Regions from separate parts of the Mus musculus genome. Here region 1 is linked to region 2. The links are chromatin loops, found by intact Hi-C in ENCODE. Cell type or tissue: left cerebral cortex. All regions are shown on one strand. Each heading gives the region's core, and the rest is flanking DNA. Links, peaks and the distances in the headings are about the cores only.

Region 1 (9,307 bases), core at 476-8,475, 67 kb after region 2:
ACACTCTGCCATGCTGCCTGCTCCTGGTTCCCATTTCAGTCGGGAGGACGTGAGCTGGAGCTCATCTTCACCTGTACGGTTGTCTGGGTCATCTTAGTGATTTCATCTTGGCATGGTAGCACATGCTTGTATTCTCAGCACTCGGGAGGCCACGGCCAGCCAGAGCCATGTACATACATACATACATACATACATACATACATACATACATACATACACAGGGAAACGCCGCCTCAAACAGACAGGCGCTTTAGTGGCTACTTCAGTGTCTCTGATTTTTTAATTTTCCACAAAGTTCTGGATTGCCCTTGCCCGGTAGACTTGATTTTCCTTAAAGTAATAAGCCTTATTGGACATGGAGTCTTTTACAAATACCTGGAATAATTTGTTATGGTCCTTTAGTGAGCAGAGAGCTGTGTACATTTATGGCTGAGTGTCAGTGAAACTCATTAAAAAAACCAACACCCAACCTAGTGCACATGCATTGAAGTGAAGGCACTTTCATGCCATCACTCCTGGGAATCGAACTTGGTTCATGAGGCTTGGCAGCAAGCGCCTTCATTCCCTGACCTGTCTTGCTAGGCCCACTTACGTCGCTTGCAGTTAGTTTTGAACAGTTTGTTTATTCTTTGTGCTGCTAGCACTAAAGCTGAGATGAGGATGGGTTTCATGTTTTTAGAGTTAAATGTTGCAGAGCAGCTTGGTTGTCTGTGCCTTACTGGTGTGAACATCAAGTTAACAGGTAGACTGAACTTTTACATCAAATAGCCCCAAGTCTTCCCTCCCTCGGTCCCACACTGGGAAGGTTACATTTTCTTTATTTGGTGTTTTTTGAAACAGGTCTCTATTGTGTAGCTCTGGCTGTCCTGGTACTCTTTGTGTAGACCAGGCTGGCCTCAAACTCGCAGAGATCTATCTACACACCTCTGCCTCCTGAATGCTGGGTTCAAGGCTTGCATCACCACTCCTAACCCTGATTCTCAGTAGTATGTAGTCATCACCCAGAACATTAGTTTGCTTGGCTTGGGTTAAGGTGGCCTGGGTCTCAGGCCTCAAGCTCCTGATGCAGTTCACGGTGACTTTTAGCTTCTGTCCGTCCTCCTGCTTCCACCTCCTGAGCCGTTAGTTTGGCCTTTGTTGCCCTATTCAAACTACTTGTTTCTTTAGTTAAGCTGCGTGTTCAGCCGACTGTTCCCCAGGCGAGTAGAGCGGTGCCTTGTGGGTATTTTCCTTTTTTTCTCCCTCCCTCCCTCCCTCTCTCCCTCCCTTCCTTCCTTCCTTCCTTCCCTTCTCCGTCAGACTTTTTTTCTTCCACACTCCCCTTTTTGTTTTAGAGATTGAACCCCAGGGCTTTGAGCTGTTTGGGCAGGCAGGCGTTGTGTCCCTGCATGCGCCACACCACAGCCTCTCCTCATGACATGCCCCTTGCTTGTACTGTTGGTCAGTGTCTTTGTGGAACGCCCTATGTCCTCCTACAGGTTTGTCAGTCGCAGCATTCTTCAACCCGAGGGTTCTGCTCCCTTTCACAAGGGTCACCTAAGACCATCATAAAACACAGATATTTATGATAATTTTTTTTTCTCCCAGAGCTGAGGACCAAACCCAGGGCCTTGCGCTTGCTAGGCAAGCGCTCTACCACTGAACTAAATCCCCAACCCCGATAATTCTTAACAGTAGCAAAGTTACAGTTAAGGAACTAGCAACAAAATTTTTTTTTGTTTGGGGAGGTCACCATACCATGAGGAACTGTATTAAAGGGTTGCCGCACTAGGAAGGCTGAGAAGCACTGGTTTAGGGTGTTCTTTGTGTTGTATTCAAGGATAGTGTTTTGGGCTCCTACTTTGTTTTGTTATGGCTATGTGGTTTTGCTAAGAGCCCAGCTTCTGAAACTCAGGCTTCCCTTTATTCTTCTGAGGGCTTATACTACAGGCTGTGTTCCTTGTTAATTGCTTTATGTTAAGAAGTAGCCAATGAAAGTAGTGCTTTCTTTCTTTAAATGATTAATTACCAGAAGGCTTGTTTAGCTTAGTGGGTGGTGCTCACCTGGTGCAGGGAGCCCTGGCTCCCATCCCCAGCACCAGGCAGACTGGCTGAGGCGAGCACACCTGCATTCAGCGCTCTGAAGGTGGAGGCAGCAAGACCAGAGCTGTGGGCCAGCCTGCACTCCATCTCATTGTCTCACACGAGTACTGCACATGTACTGTGAACTGGGTTGCCAAGAGCTGTGCCTTCGGGGTGCCTGGTACCCATGCTGCATGTCCCCCAGTGAAGTGACTTTCATTCCGCCATCTTCATCCATGTGTGTATCTCCCTTGGACCATGACCCTGTGGCTCTGTTTTTGTTTTTTTTTTTGTTTTTTTTTTTTTTTTTGTCTCTTTTCCCTTTGTGTACCCGAACCCCCTTCATCTCTCCCAAATAAAACCCCTTCTGTTTTCACGGGTTTTCAAAGTACTTCCACTAATGGAAACACTTGTTAGCGTAATGAAAAGCATTCTGGGCCAGGAGTCCATCGGTCCTGCCTGGTGGTTTGTCGTGTGCTTCTGTGGTGGTTGACACCACTCACTGATCGTGTGTGTCATTTGGAAAGCCTGAGGGAGGGCGAAGCTTTGCATCTTTCTTAAGTAATGCCTGTAAAGGAAGAAGCAAACACTAGGCATGCGCGTGCAGCCAGCATTGGACTTCCTCTGAACTCCTCAGAGCCTCCATTGCAGACATGGCAGTTTCCATACCATCCGGTCAGTCATCCCCAGTAACCGCGTGCATAGCCTCCACCCAACACGCCTTTCCCCATCAACCAAGGCCATTGACTAACATCATCTTTTTGCCTGTTTTTATTTCTCAAAAGGCCATCATTCCATACACCTCACCCAGATATGCACTGATATGACCAACCTGTGCTTTGAGATTCCTTTTGAAGCTTATCTTTGTATTCCAAAGCAGGCCCTTCTGAAACTGATGGTGTTGATGAAAAGCTCCCCCTTTCGAAGGCTTTGCAAGGTATCGCCCTTCCACTTGTGCTCTCCCACGTCCTGTCGTAGTTAATGTCTCTTTATATTGGACAGACTGTTTGAATAATTATAACTATATTACTTTTCCAAATGGAAAAGGAAAAAAAAATGTATTGGCCTTTTTTTTTTTTTTTTAAAAAAACATAAATGAACTTCACAAGCAAAATTTTTCAAAAACCAATTTTCCCTTTTGTGAATCTAGTAATGAATCTCGAAATGGGTACATGACACACTTTCCCATGAAGGTAAAGTACACTTTATACCTTTATCAGCATAGTCAGGTCGTTACTGTTGGGTTAGCAGTGTATAAGGCCGCCGCGATGCTTAGCTTTGGGAAGGATTGCAAACCATCTCTTGTAAATCCTTGTGCTTCTGAAATGACTCTTTGGGTCACTTTTGCGCTGTGCTCCCAGACTTGATCATACCCGTTAGTGGTGGCTTTTCCGTTGTCCCCTCTGGCTTTGATCTCAGTAGGTTGATTTTCTTTCGCATTTCTGTCTATTGTAAATAGTTGTGCCTGTCATTTCTGTAGGTTTTACTAGAGCAGAGGCTCCACTCAGGGTTCGTAATGCGCATGAGTGGCTTTCCTGCCTGCCCTCAGTTTCCTGGCCACGCCCGTTGGGGAATGGCCACGCCCCTTTCTCATGTTTTGGCTTCACATCTGTTTGTTTTGACATTATATAGTCAAAGAATTAACAGCTCCTTAAATGCCAAAGTTAAGGTAAAAAAGGAGGAGTGTGTGGAGGAAGCACAAAGTGCTGCCCTTAGCTTTGAGAGTGCGCCCACGCTAGAGTGAATGGAAGACCGTCAGCATGGCGGACCAGAGCACGGCACCACAGCAACTCTGTTACGCTTGGCACCATGAGAGCCCTTGCACTGAACGTGTCCCTTAGGAGTAAGTGAGCTGAGCACAGTTTTCAGGAGACCTGCTGCCCATGACTCCTCTGTCCTGGCAGGTGACGAAGGTGTTTTCCCTCTTTTCCTTGTCCCAGCCTCGACACTTAGAGATTGGTGCACTTGGGGGTGGCTGTGCCCCAGATCCTAAGTGGCCGGTCCTCTGGCGTCTTGGCTGGTGGCCTTCGCACTGTGCCTGGTCCCCTTGCTGTAGTAGGCTGCACTGCTCTCCCTGGCTGCCTGACCGACAGGAGGCTGGATGCGTGCCCCATGTTCAGAAGTAGGCACGTTATTTTCTGCACTAAAATGTGTTTGCAACTAAAAATAGTCTCTAAAGTTCCAAGTAATGTGTTTAAAGTCCAGCTGTGATTAGATCATGTGATAGTGTATGTGGCTTCTACCAACGGAGAACGGGGAACATTCCTCAAACAGCAACCCCCGAGGTAGCTTCTTTTTTTGACACGCCTTAGGTCTCTAGGCAAAGAAAGGACTTCTTCTGACTTGGTGTCTTTGATTGTGAGCCATTGGCAGACGCATGTACCTAGGCTGTGACTGCTTCTCAGATCCCAGCATCCCTCAGCAAGGTGGCATGTGGCGACAGTGACCAGTACCAAATCCCCAGCTCTGCATATAGTGTTGTTCTGGGTTTTTGTACTTCCAGACGTTTTCAGCTTCCAAATAGAAGAGTTATTTTTCTGAGTTAGAAAACATTGTTTGATTTTATTGCTGAGTTAAAAAAAATCTTTTTGTATTTTTATTATAATAAATTATATGGTCACTCACTAGTTCTTTTTTAATTGTTAGATTTTATTATTATTATTATTAATTTTATTTTTACTGCTTTAGTATATACTCTTCATTTTCCTTTTAGGAAGCCATCACTCCTCAGAAGGCAACGAGGGAACGGAAGTGGAAGTGCCAGCAGAAGGTTAGGAAAGAAGGGACTTAGATTTCTCTGCATCTGTTGCTCCTCAGATGGTAAACCCCCCGACACCTACTCTTCAGAGATGAGATGGTGGTGTGCGGGCCTTCATGGCCTGCACTCTCCTTTTTAGGGAGCAGGCATTGGTGCCTATCACTGTGCTCATGGGCACTGGGCCTGGCTGCCCCGGTCCATGAGGCTCTTGCTGAGGCAGATGAGCGGGCTGTCCCACTGCTGCCCGTCTTGGAAGTGCACTGAGGACAGAGAGCTCCTGCTTTTCTCACTATTCTAGAGTTAAAAGGGTCCTGGTTGTTTTCTGTTTAACTCTAAAGTGTCCTGTCTGCCATCCCCAGTTTGTTTGTAGGGCAACAGATACACTCTGGCTGAGAAGATTTCTGTCTTCTTAGCACTGTCACACCCACAGCTGCCTCAGGGATGGCTGCTGCTCTGCTGGCCTGGGAGCCCTCCTCATCACCGGGCCCTCAGCTGAGGGGCCTGACTGCACAGCACGTGGGAGCCCTCACTGCCCTCACTGCTGCGGCTGGAGTAGCTCACAGAGGGCCTGTAGTCCTCCAAGGAGGTAGCTGCGAGGCGGCTGGCTCTTGCTTCAGACTCTGTATTCCTCTCCTTAGCTGCTGTTTATAGGGCACGTGGGGGTGGGGGTTTATCCTGCAACTTTGCATTTCTTCTATCTGTTGTTTGATTTTATTTAAGAAATGAGGAATTCGACCTTTTGCCTTCTTCTAGTGGGGCAGGGGTGATCCTAACAAAGTCACGGGCTGATCTTTGCACACTCAGTTGCAGAAGTAGCTAGGCTTTCTAGTAGGAATCCGTTTCTCTCAGAAGTGTAGATGGTCTGGCCGGGTGTAGTAGCGCACACCTGTTGTCCCAGCACTTGGGAGGCTCGGGCAGGAGGATCACTCATGAGTTTGAGGCCAGCCTGGGCTACATGGTGAGTGCCAGGCCAGCCCAGGCTACATAGTGAGACCCTGTCTCAGAACAATAAAGCATAAAGAGAAATACTTGAGATACTCTTCGTATGTGACTGACTTTTGTGGTGAGCTCACGGGAGGTCTAGGAAGGTGACGGGGCTATCCTCTGGGGTAGGTCTTAGGTGGGCGGACTGCTGTCAGCAGGCCTCGGCATAGGACCTGCATGGTTCATCCAGCACCCAGACTGCTTCACAGTTTCACGAGTCTGTCAACACGTACTAGGTCTCGGGAGACTTGTTTCTGACAAAATTCTTGCTGTTGTGTTCCAGTGTTAACAGCTGAGCGCCCTTGGGTTCTCTCTGCTCTCTATTCCTGTACTGACAGCAGTGGCCGCCGCCGCTGTCTTTGGTTCATCTCTCAGCCTTTGCAGAATAAAAGAGCTAATGAGCTAACAAGAGTGCCCGCCCAGCACTAACCTCTCTTTCTGTGGCTGTGCGTTTTTGTGTAATAACATGAGCCTCAGTGGAAGGACCCTGCAGATTGACCGAGTCAGCAGCAGCCGTGCATGCCGTCCGTCACTGGTCTCCCTTGTTGCAAAGGTCCCCTCTGCAAAATGTTATGGTGGCTTCATTTAACTGTGTAAACCACTGCTAGGACGCCTGGAAGGCGAGAGGCCAGGGTCCAAACTAGAAAGCAGGTCTCATGCTCTAACTGGCATCCTCCAGTCAGAGCAAGGAAACAGTTATGACTTTGTTGTGGCTGCATTCCCCGCAAGAGCCTGGGGCTCTTGAGGCCACCGACGCAGGTAATGTGGTGATTATCTTAACAGTTTCCAGGGTTCTCTACATTTGTTTTCTTTCATCCCCAGTTATAATCAAGGGTCAAATATTCTTAAAGAACATGAAATGAATTCAGACGCCAGCTGCATTTTATTGTAGGCTGCTTTTGGAGTCCCAGACAGTAAGTGTTGGCGCACACGGATATGCTGAATAATGAATGTCATTTTAGAATTTTATTTTTTTCAAGATTCTACTCAACATGTCCCTTCAGAAACCAGTGAGGACCCCGAAGTTGAGGTGACCATTGAAGGTTAGTCACTTAAGCCTTGACGCCAAGAGTTCCCTTCTGGTCATGAGCATATATGTCATAGTCACATTGAGTATGCGTCTCATCCATTCTGAAGGAAGCTGGGGACAGAGCAGCCCACGCCCCAGCAGGGCTCCCCGGTTGCTCTGGGCGTCCTGGGTGACAGCTATGCAGAAGTAATTGAGGGGAAAAAAATCCAAATTTAGATCCACAGGTCCACACACAGAGGCAGATTCCAGGATCTTTTGGGTTATGGTACAAGAACTAAAGCTGGAGCCCCCTGAATTTCAGTCTGAAAAGGGGAGGACAAGGCTGCCCAGGACAGTCTCAATCTCTTAGGCTCCAGCCATCCTCCTGCCTCGGTTGCCCAAGTAACTGAGACTATAGGCATATGCCATCATACTTGGTCAGTAACCACTCCCCCCCGACTCTCAGTACACTATTTACACTATTTGTTTTTTGAAAATGTTTGGAAATAATGGTTACAAATATTTAAAATTTTAAAATAATCACCGTTAGCTAAGTTTTCTTACCCCTAGTTGATTTTTTTCCTTTTGTTTTGTTTTGAGACAGGGTCTCACTCTGCATCCCTGCCTGGCCTGGAACTTATTGTGTAGACCAGGCTGGCCTAGAGCTCACAGAGATCCTCTTCCCTCTGCCTCCAGAGTGCTGAGGTTAAAGGCCTTTAATATTTTTAACTGTTTTTCAGGGTAGTGTCTCACTCTGAGGCCAGGCTGACCCTGAACTCTAAGACGTGCCTGCCTCTGTTGTCAAGGGCTGGATTAAAGGTGCGCCTGTCATTCAAGTCCTTCCCTTTAATCCCAGGGTCGCCCTGCAGCCACTCTGCCCTTCATCTGACAGCGGTGGCAGTCCATCGCTGAAGGATGATTTACAGACACGCGTGTTTGTGTGGGTGCTGCCAAGTACAGGTGCATTAGCATAGCAGACCTTTGTCCCAAAGCCCGTGCCGCTGCCCCAGCCCCAGCCCCACACAGCCGGGGGGAGGGCTTCTTCCCAGGCCGCAGCATAACTTCCCTTGGATTGGGAGCTTGGGTGTGCTCTGTCTCCCTCTCTCTGTCTCTCTGTCCCTGTCCCTTGTGTGTCTGTAGTACTGAAGATGTGAGCTGCTTGATGCCTCTGACCTGACAGAAGAAATCTCCTCATGTTCCATGTGCTGCTGTCAGCCAATGAATCCATAGATTTGTCTTTCTCTGTAACGTGATTTTATTAACCTGAAAGCTCTTTTGAATTTTTCCTGGTCCGTTGAAGAATTGACATTTTGTCACCTTTAGTTAAGAACCTATTAAGGGCTGGCAAGGTGGCTCAGCTGGTCAAGGCACTTGTCACCAAGCCTGATGACCTGAGTTCAGTCCCCAGGACCCCCATAGCAGAGGAGACCCAGCTCCTGCTCCCCACATCCCACTGGCGAGAAGCTCCCGGCCCTCTCCAAACACGGGCAGTAAATGAATGAATGAGTGAAGTACACATTTTAAAATGGAAAAGCCCTGATGAACTGGTAAAAACCTCTGAGTCTGTGAACCAGCCTTGTTCTTTAGGCAGAAGTGAGAAGAGTGGGTGCTTTTTTGAATTGTAGAAATAAAACCTTGGATAAGATACAGAGCCAAGTTAGGTTTTCAGTTTTTGGATTTGGAGTTTGTTTGTTTTTTTCCTAGTATTTTGAGACATGGTTTCTCTGTGTAACCCTGGTTGTCCTGGAATTTGCTGGCCTGTGTCTGCCTTCTGAGTGCTGGGATTAAAGGTCTGCATTGCCACCATCTGGCGCTTCCTTTTTTTTTTTTTTTTTTTTTTGAGACAAGTTCTCTTTCTGTAGCTCTGGATGTTCTGAAATTCGATGTGTAGACCAGGCTGGCTCAGACTCACACAGATCCACTCACTGGCTCTGCCCCCTGGTTTCTGGGATTAAAGGTGTGTGCCACCACACCTGGCGCCACGTTGGTACAGTGGCTAGATTAAGATTGTTTGCAAAGTAAATCCTGCTCTTTTAGTACTGAAACCACAGAAACAAACCGAAGGGGATGGAAAAAGGTCCCTGCAGTCATGGATGAAACCCTTTTAAGAGGAAAGGCTGGGGCTGCAGAGGTGACTGGGCAGTCGGTGCTGACAGCCTTCTGTAACTTCTCTTCCAGGGAGCCAGTGTCTTCCTCTGGACTGCAGGGACACCAGGCTTGCATGTGGTGCACATACAATCGTGAAACCAACATGCATATAGAATAAATACATCTTTTTAAACAGTAAAGGAAAAGCATGGCTAGAGAAGATGCTTGGTTGGGTAGGGTGTGCTTCCGCTGTGTAGGAAGGGCTCAGAACTACGAGTGCCCCTGCTGCCGGGAAACGGGTTTCCCCTCGTTATCTTTCTACTTTTCCAATATAGTTTAGAAAAAAGAAGAAATAAGGGGGAAAAAAACAACCCAGCCTTGTTTGGATTTTACAGTGTGGTCTCTGG
Region 2 (9,307 bases), core at 466-8,465:
TAAAACAAGCAAACAACCAGGCAGTGGTGGCACACGCCTTTAAACCCAGCACTTCAGAGGCAGAGGCAGAGGCAGAGGCAGGTGGATCTCTGTGGGTCCGAGTCCAGCCTGGTCTACAGAATGTTACAGTGGAGCTACATGGAGAAACCTGTCTCAAAAATGGAAGAAAGAAAGAAAGAAAGAAAGAAGGAAGGAAGGAAGGAAGGTCTTGCGCGTGCCCCGATTCGCCAGCAAGAACGACGCTGCAACAGGATCCTTCCACACACGTTTATTGGGAGAGCTTGATTGCAGAGGCGAAGTGACCCCAAGCCCAGAAATGGTGCTGCTTATATAGGCCTAGGAGAGGCGTGTCTCACACCTGGATTGGTTATGCATGGGTTATGCTTACCACCTTATTTGCATGCCTACATCTGATTGGTTAACTTGTCTCTCATCTGATTGGTTAATTTTGGTTAATTCTCAAAACCTCATCTTGGCAAAAAAAACTTTACTGCCTATGTATGCGTGGTGGCCAGCGGTAGCCAGCGCCACCCTGCAACAGCACATGTGGCTTCCCACAGGAAGGAAGGAAGAAGAGACAGAACAAGAAGCAAGACCAGGACCTGGAAATGCTTATAAGCCTGAGACCTGCATTTGGATCCCCAGCACCAAAATAAAAGCAGGATTGGCAAGGCAGCCTGACTATAATCAAAGCACTGGAGAGGCAGAGACAAGTCACACCTGGGGCAAACTAGGTAACTAGATTAACCAGAATTAACAAATTCCAGGTTCCACAAGAGTCTTTGCCTCAGTAAATAAAGTAAGCAGAGATAAGGGAAGGCACCATTCATCAACTTCAGGCCTCCGCAAACACATATGTAAATGATTCACACACACACACACACACACACACACACACACACACACACACACAGGAGAATGCTTAGCGGGCTCATTTGTCTGACAATACCACCCACCACCAGATAGAGCCGTGCCTCCAACAGCGCCACCTGTCGGCAGCCTGTCTGTACAGGGCTCTTAGCAATGGCTGGCACAGAGCGGGGCAAGGCTCTGTAGTAGATGATTCCTTGTACGAAGTGGAGTTGAGGGCCTGGAGAGATGACTCAGAGATTAAGCGCCCTTGCTGCTCATGTAGAGGACCCGAGTTCTATTCTCAGCTCCCACATCAGGTGATTCACAAACACCTTGGGACCCAACACCTTCTTCTGGCCTCCTCCCTACATCTGCACACATGTACACACACATGCAGACAGGTACATGTGAATAAAAACAAAAGGAAGTAGAGGCCGGGCAGTGGTGGCACACGCCTTTAATCCCAGCACTCGGGAGGCAGAGGCAGGCAGATTTCTGAGTTCGAGGCCAACCTGGTCTACAAAGTGAGTTCCAGGACAGCCAGGGCTATACAGAGAAACCCTGTCTAGAAAAACCAAAAAAAAAAAAAAAAAAAAAAGAATTCTGTCTGTCCGGATGGTAGAGACACTGTTGATGTGGGAGATCTTTCTCCTGCAAGTCTGCCACTTACCAGCTCAGGAAGGAAGCAGGCTTCATCCCCTCCCAGGGCTTGGAGCAGACATCCCTACAGAAGTGCTGGGTTGGTCCATGACTGTTAACCCACTACTAGGAAGGTAGAAGTAGAAAGATTGGGAACTAAAGGTCAGCTTTGTGGAGTTTGAGGCCAGCCTGGGCTACCTGAGACCTGTCTCAAAAAAAACAGCAAAAATAAATAAAAATAGGGACAGGCCTGTGTCACTAAGCCTGGCTAGCCTGGCTAACAACTCACTCTTGGTAGGAATTCTGATCTGGGATTTAATGACTTGGGCATGACAGAGGCAGAGGCAAGTAGATCTCTGTGAGTTTAAGACCAGCCAAGATGACACAGTAAGGCCCTGTCTCAAAAGCAAAATAAAATAAAATTAAAAATAAGCCGGGCGTGGTGGCTCACACCTTTAATCCCAGCACTCGGGAGGCAGAGGCAGGTGGATTTCTGAGTTCGAGGCCAGCCTGGTCTACAAAGTGAGTTCCAGGACAGCCAGGGCTACACAGAGAAACCCTGTCTCGAAAAAAAAAAAATAAAAAAATAAAAAAAAAACAACGATTTCAGGGGCCAGTTAGATGTTCCGGCTTGTGACAGTGCTTGCTATCAAGTCTCATAACCTGAAATGAATCCCCCGGATCCACATAGCAGAAAGAAAACCAACTCTTTTTGAGGTGTCCTGTGACCTCCGTATGTGCACCATGAACACATACATACAACATATGGATACTGCATAGAGAATAATATAAAAACATTCTAACAATAAAGGCAAAGAAGGGAAGCAGAGCTGGGAGGTGCATGCTGGTAATCCCACCCTCGGGAGGCGGAGACAACTGGATCCGTATCAGCTCAAGAGGAGCAAGCCCTACGTGGCAGATTCCAGACTGGCCATGGCTCCATAGAGTGAAGCCAGCCTCAGAAAAATAAAAGTTAAATAAAAAAGGGAGTAAGGGATTGGCGAGATGGCTCAGCAGTTAAGAGTGCTTGTTGTTGACGAAAAGGACCCAGGTTCAGCTCTCAGTACCCACGTGGTTGATCACAACCATCCATAATTCTTAGATCAGGGAATCTGATGCCCTCTCTGACCTCTGACCTCCCCTGGTACCAGGCATGTATGTGGTACACATACCTGCAAGCAAGCAAAACACTCATACACCTAAAAGAAATAAAAATTAAAAATTTTTTTCAGTTAATGCCAGGCAGTGGTGGTACATGCCTGTAGTCCCAGCACTTGGAAGGCAGAGGCAGGTGGATTTCTGAGTTCGAGGCCAGCCTGGTCTAAGAGTGAGTTTCAGAACAGCCAGGGCTATACAGAGAAACCCTGTCTCAAAAAAAAAAAAAAAAAAAAAAAGCCGAGAGAGAAAGAGAGAAAGAGAGAGAGAGAGATCCTATCTCAACCCTCCCCCCAAAATATATTTTGGTTTTCTGGGTTTTTTTTTTTTTTTTTTTTTTTTTTTTTTTTTTTGGTTTTTCTAGACAGGGTTTCTCTGTGTAGCCCTGGCTGTCCTGGAACTCACTCTGTAGACCAGGCTGGCCTCGAACTCAGAAATCCACCTGCCTCTGCCTCCGGAGTGCTGGGATTAAAGGTGTGCGCCACCACGCCTGGCTTGTTTTTTGTTTTTTAATTAGGTATTTTCTTCATTTACATTTCAAATGCTATCCCAAAAGTCCCCCCATCCCCTCCCCCTCCCCCCCAAAATATTATATTAAAAAATGAGATGGGTTGTTGGATAAAGGTGCTTACTGTAGATGCTGGAGTCCGGAGTTTGATCCCTGGGAGCCGTGTGGTAGAGAGAGAACTGACTCTTGCAAGTTTTCCTTTTAGGTCCACAAACAAAGAAAACACAGAAGTAAGTAAAACGCGCGGGCACGCACGCACACACACATATTTTAACAGGAAGAATTTATTTATTTTATGTATATGAGTTCACTGTGGCTGTCTTCAGACGCACCAGAAGAGGGCATCGGATCCCATTACAGATGGCTGTGAGCCACCATGGGGTTGCTGGGAATTGAACTCGGGACCCCTGGAAGAGCAGTCGGTGTTCTTAACCACTGAGCCATCTCTCCAGCCCTGCACGCACCCTTCTAATACATAATTCAACTAGGGGTTTGGGAAGGAGGAAGAGGAAGCCCCTCCCCCCACTTTTGAATGGTGCCAGGGAAGAGGCAGAAGAAAGCAAAGCAACCACACGAAATTCTGAAAATTTTCCTCCCATGATTCCCCAGGACCTTGCTTCGCTGCTCAAATATTTCAGTGCAGAGCCTCAAGCCCTGCCCGGGCGGAGTTGAAGCAGTTCAGGCTCTGGCTCTGAGACGCTGAGGGATGGTGGAGGAAGCTGCACAGTCAGCAGACAGGAAAGCTCTGGCTGAGGAAGAGGAAATAGGAGCAGAGAGGCTGGAACGTGAGAGACCATTGCCACCCAGTCCCAGGCTGCAGAGCAACCCCCACACAGGGGAGGGGGCGCCAAGATCGGCTGACACAAGACAGGCCAAGCGCATCATCAGCTACAATGTGGGTGTGGTGTGTTTGCGTGCATATGTATATGTGTGTGTTTGTGGGGGGGTGGGTTCGCACGCATACACGTGTGGGTGTGGAGGTTTGAGGTTATCCTTCTGTGTCCTTCCTCTGCAGTCATCTATCTTGTTTGTTAGGTTTTGTTTGTAGATTTGTGCTTGCTATTTATTTGTGCATTTGTGGGTATGCCCTTTCTCATACATGCCCAAAGAAGTCTAAAGAGGGCTTTGAATCCCCTACCGCTAGAGTTAGAGGAGGTTGTGAGCCATCTGTTGTAGGTTCCGGGAAATGAACTCTGGTCTTCTATATGGGCAGGAATTGTGTTTAACCACTGAGCCATCTTTCCATCCCTTGCTTTAGTGGTTGGTTGATTGGTTTGTTTGGTTTGGTTTTTCGAGAAACTTTCTCTGTGTTGCCCATGCTGTCCTGTAATTCGAACACACAGAGATTGGCCTGCCTCTGCCTTCTGAGTGCTGCGATTAAAGGGGAGCAACCTCACCAACTTGCTTGTAGTAGTTTTTGACCCGGGTGTCTCACTGACCTGGGGCTAACCTAGGAGTCCCAGGGACACTACCACTGTCACCTATCCAACCCTGGGTTACGACCACATGTCACCACTCCTTGCTTTTGACATTGGCACTGGGGATCAAATTCAAGCCCCAAGCTTGCAAGACAATAGTGTACCGCTTTGAGCCACGCCCCCAGGCAGGGTCCCAGTATGTAGCCATGGCTGTCCTAGAACTCACTCTGTAGACCAGGATGTCCTGGAACTCAGAGATCCTCCAGCCTCTGCCTCCCAAGTGCTGGGATTAAAGGCATGAGCCTCCACTCCTGGCTGCTTATTTTTAATTAAAAAAAAAAAATTATTGGTGGAGCTGGAGAGAGGCCTCAACAGTTAAGAGCACTTACTGTTCTTACTGAAGATCAGGTTTTGTCCCCAGTATCTACATCGGAACTCCAGCTCCAGGGAGTCGAACGCCCTCATCTCAGAACTGAGATGTCTGCTATGGTGGTTTTAATCAGAGGTCACTAGAGAAGCCCACGTGCCCAAAGTGTGCGTTTATACAGAGTCTCCATGGGGTGGCAGCAGTTCTTCATGTACATGGAAAATTGATTTACTCAAATTTTTAATTATTTTTTTCTGGCAACTAAGGTTGTTTTTACACACATCAACTTTGCCTGCCTTGAAATAATACCTATCATTTAAAAGTATTGAAACTGGACAGACGCGGTGATGTACGTCTGTAATCTCGGCGTGAAGTTGAAAGTCATCGCCAGGGCTACATGGAACCCTGTGTCTGAGGGTAATTTGTATGGGCTGTGGAGATGGATAGGTGGGCGAATGCGCTTGCTGCCTGGTCCCATGAGCTGGGTTAGATCTCTTGGACCCGCATGGTGGAGGGAAAGAACCAGTTCTCATGGGCTGTCCTCTGATCTCCGCATGTGCACCATGATATACACACCTGCCCCAACACACAAACAAGTAAATAGATGTTAAAAACTGATAAAGGAAGGCCCGGGAACATTGGCCTCTGTCTCTCACAAGTTAGGTGCACACAACACAGAGAAGGTTTGTTTCCTTTCTTTTCTTTTTTTTTTTTTTTTTTTAGGATTTATTTATTATTATAAATACGTACACTGTTACTGTCTTCAGACACACCAGAAGAGGGCGTCAGGTCTCATTACGGGTTGTTGTGAGCCACCATGTGATTGCTGGGATTTGAACTCAGGACCTTCGGAAGAGCAGTCAGTGAGTGCTCTTACCCCCTGAGCCTTCTCACCAGCCCCTCTTGGGTCATTTCTAAGTTAAAAATTCAACTCCTATTCCCACTACTGGGAAGACTGTTGTATTTGCTGCCCTGTTGAATAAAATGAAGCAAGCTGGGTGTGGTATTATCTCCTGAAAGCGTTTCATGCTTTGGGACTGATGAAGTTTGTCCTATTTTCCTCTTTCAGGCTGGCTGTCCTGATTTCTTTTTTTTTTCCAGTAATTTATTATTTAGTGCCACATACATTTTTCGTGTGTGCCCTCGCATGCCGTCGTGTCTGTGCATGTCATGTGGCATGCATGTGGAAGTCAGAAGACAACTTGCATGAGTTGACTCTCTCCTTCCACCATGTGGGCTCCTGGGGTTCGACCAAAGGTCGCCAGACTTGGCAGCAATCGCCTTTACCCTCGGAGCCATCCCTCCTTCCCTTGTCTCTATTGTCTTCGGATTGATACTCATCTCCGCTTACACAGGGAGGAAACCAATCAGCAAATGGCCAGCCTTACAGGATTGAGACAGAGAACCAAATACAGAGTGGGTGGCCCTGACACTGGAGAAGGGTTTCAGCCTGAGAGTCAAGGGCTGGGAAGATTAAACAGCTGTGCAGGGGCTCCCCTCTGACTAGGTAAGGTTGTCACCTGAACTTTCTAAGCAGTTTTGTTTTGCAACAAGGTCTCATATAGCCAAGAGTGACCTTGAACTTCTGACCCTCTGGTCTCCATCTGCTGAGTGCTAGGATACCAGGTACAGCCAAGCCTAGCTCTGTTTGGTTTTTTCTTCGTTTTTCCGAGACAGGGTTTCTCTGTATAGATCTGGCTGTCCTGGAACTCAGAAATCCTGCTGCCTCTGCCTCCCGAGTGCTGGGATTAAAGGCGTGCACCACCATGCCCAGTTTAGCTCTGTTTTTAAATGTGTGTGTGTGTGTGTGTGTGTGTGTGTGTGTGTGTATGTGTGCATATGTGTGTATGTGGGTTTGTGTGCATGTGTGTGTGCACGTACCTGCCACAGTATGCATGTGGGAAGTGAAGATCATAGGTGTCAACTTCAGGAGTCAGATCTTTCCTATCGTCTTGGGTCTCAGACTCAGACTCGCAGGCTTTTCTGCGAGCTCTTCACTGGATGAACCATCTCACCAGCTCTGGACTGCTTCTCGAGACAGAGGCTTGCACTACAGCCCAGGGAGTCTGGCATTCACTGTGTAGCTCAGACTGGCTTTACACACCTGTATACCTACCTCCTCCTCAACCGCCTGACTGTTGGGCTTCATTAGTAAGATTCCATAGAGCACTCTCTGGCCTCTCTCTCTCTCTCTCTTTTGCCCCCCTTTCTCTCTCTTCATGTGTTCCCAGTCGGTCTTTTCCCTTCTTCCTCTCTTCCCTCTCTTTCTGTCCCTCTCTGTCCCCTGTCTTTCCCACAATCCCTTCTCATCCCCTCTTCTCATGCCCTCAAATAAAATTCATTTTATTAAAAAAAAAAAAAAAAAAAGACTTCATAGCAGCTGTGTAGTGATGGTGGAGCACCGTCTTTGTCCCAGCACTCAGGAGGCAGAGGCAGGCAGAGCTCTGTGAGTTCGAGGCCAGCTTAATCTACAGGGTGAGTTCCAGGACAGTCAAAGCCTCATAGAGAACCCCGTCTCGAACCAACGGGGAAGATAGTGTTTCACAGGAGCCTTTGCGTTTATTTATTGGGCAGAGGCACACATGTCTTAGCGCTGGTGTAGAGATCAGAGGACAACCTCCAGGAGTCGAGTCTCTCTTTTGAGCATGTGAGTTGAGGGGTTTGAACTCACAGTCCCCAGCCTTGGCAGCAAGCACTTTTATCCGATGAGCCAGCTCGCTGGCCCCATGGCATCCCTTCAAGCCTGCCTCTTTGCAGACTGACTCAACATTGAAAGTGGTTTGCTGGTGAGCTATAATTTGCTAGGTCTTTAATTTAATATAATTAAGGCATTCCTGAAATCCGTACCTCTGCAACAGAAGTCACCGAGGTGACTCCTCAGGGACGTGACTGCCCTAGCTCCCTTCTGTCTTGTGTGTCTCTGCCCTAAAGTGGTGCCAAAAATAACAGTTATACTCTGGGCTGCTGCTTTCCTGCACTTTTATTTTAATTTTAAAAAATGGAACTGCCTGGTTTTTTTCTTAATCTTTAGATTCATTTTCTTATTATTCTGTGTGTATGAGTATCCTGTGTGCCACGTGCATGTGTTGTGCCATGCGCGTGCTGGGAAGCAAACCTGGGTCCTCTGAAAGAGCTGTAAGGGTTCTGTTGTTGTTTTGTTTTTCTGTTTTTCTACACGGGGTTTCTCTATGCAGCCCTACTGTCCTAGACTGCTCTCTATAGACCAGGTTGGTCTCGAACTCACAGAGTTTCACCTGCCTCTACCTCCTAAGTGTTGAGATTAAAGGCGTATAACACCTCCTCCCAACTTTACACCTTTTAAAATTAATGTTTATTTAGTGCATGCGCGTGCTCGCGCATGTGTGTGTGCATGTAAGAGGGAGAGTGAGAACATACAAGTGTGCCATGGTACATACATGAAGGTCAGAAGACAATCTTCAGGAGCTGTTTGTCTCCTTCCACAGTGGGTTCTGGCGCTATGAACCCACATCATGAGACTTAAATGGCAAATCCCTTTAACTATTAGGTCATTTTGCAGGTCCTTTTTCAAATTAAATTGTGTGTGTGTGTGTGTGTGTGTGTGTGTGTGTGTGTGTGTAGGGCCTGGTATCACATGCCTTTCCAGCACTTGGGAGGCAGAGGCAGGAGAATCTCTATGAATTCTAGGGCTAAATAGTGAGACCTTGTAACAAGCAAACAAACAAACAACACTTTTTTTTTTTTTTTGGAAGATACTGGAAGTTGAACTCAAGTTCTTGATAACAGCCCTGGTTCTGTGAACTACATCCATCCTTAGCCTAAACATGATCATTTTTTACCATATATTCTTCCTTTTATGAAGACCTCAAGTGTGATCTACCACTGCTACACTGACAGCCCATCTCAACCACTTTAAAAACATCTTTACAGCCGGGCAATGGTGGCACACTCCTTTAATCCCAGCACTCGGGAGGCAGAGGCAGGCGGATTTCTGAGTTCGAGGCCAGCCTGGTCTACAGAGTGAGTTCCAGGACAGCCAGGGTTACACAGAGAAACCCTGTCTCGAAAACAAACAAACAAACAAAAAATCTTTACATAGCCAGGGCTCCACAGAGAAGCCCTGTCTCAAAACAAACAAACAAAAACAAACAAAAAAAACCAGTCAATCAACCAACCAGAAACTCCCACATCTTTAGTTTGTATAGTGTGTGTGTGTGTGGGGGGGGTGTATGCATGTTCGGATGTGTGAGTGAGGGTCTCTGCTCCCTCTCCACTCCACTGTAGGAACAACACACACACACACACACACAGAGCTTTCACATGGGTGCCAGGACTTGAACTCTGGTCCTCTCATGTAGCCTTCCCCAGCCTTGAGTAGGCTAGCCCAGA

What was found. Peaks named below come from ENCODE experiments on the same cell type or tissue, not always from the same donor. Only the 100,000 strongest peaks of a DNase experiment are listed, where the experiment ranks them.
Region 1: a loop joins it to region 2, with 2.0 times the contacts of the local background. A loop is called at or near these places in 12 of 42 quality-filtered maps.

The regions. Positions count from the first base shown.
Region 1 is chr5:134,270,063-134,279,369 of GRCm38, reverse strand. It overlaps Gtf2i (general transcription factor II I), which reads left to right. Exons shown (of 34, transcript NM_010365.4): 10 at 4,775-4,831; 11 at 6,784-6,846. Among named protein-coding and RNA genes, the nearest start is that of Gtf2i, 40 kb to the left of the region's middle. In left cerebral cortex, for the core only: a CTCF peak has its summit at 4,118; a DNase peak (open chromatin) is centred at 4,214; H3K27ac peaks cover 765 bases.
Region 2 is chr5:134,337,339-134,346,645 of GRCm38, reverse strand. No RefSeq gene overlaps it. Among named protein-coding and RNA genes, the nearest start is that of Gm46925, 6.5 kb to the left of the region's middle. In left cerebral cortex, for the core only: CTCF peaks have their summits at 1,005 (motif pointing left), 3,495 (motif pointing right), 5,126 and 5,738 (motif pointing right); DNase peaks (open chromatin) are centred at 1,007, 3,912, 4,729 and 5,180.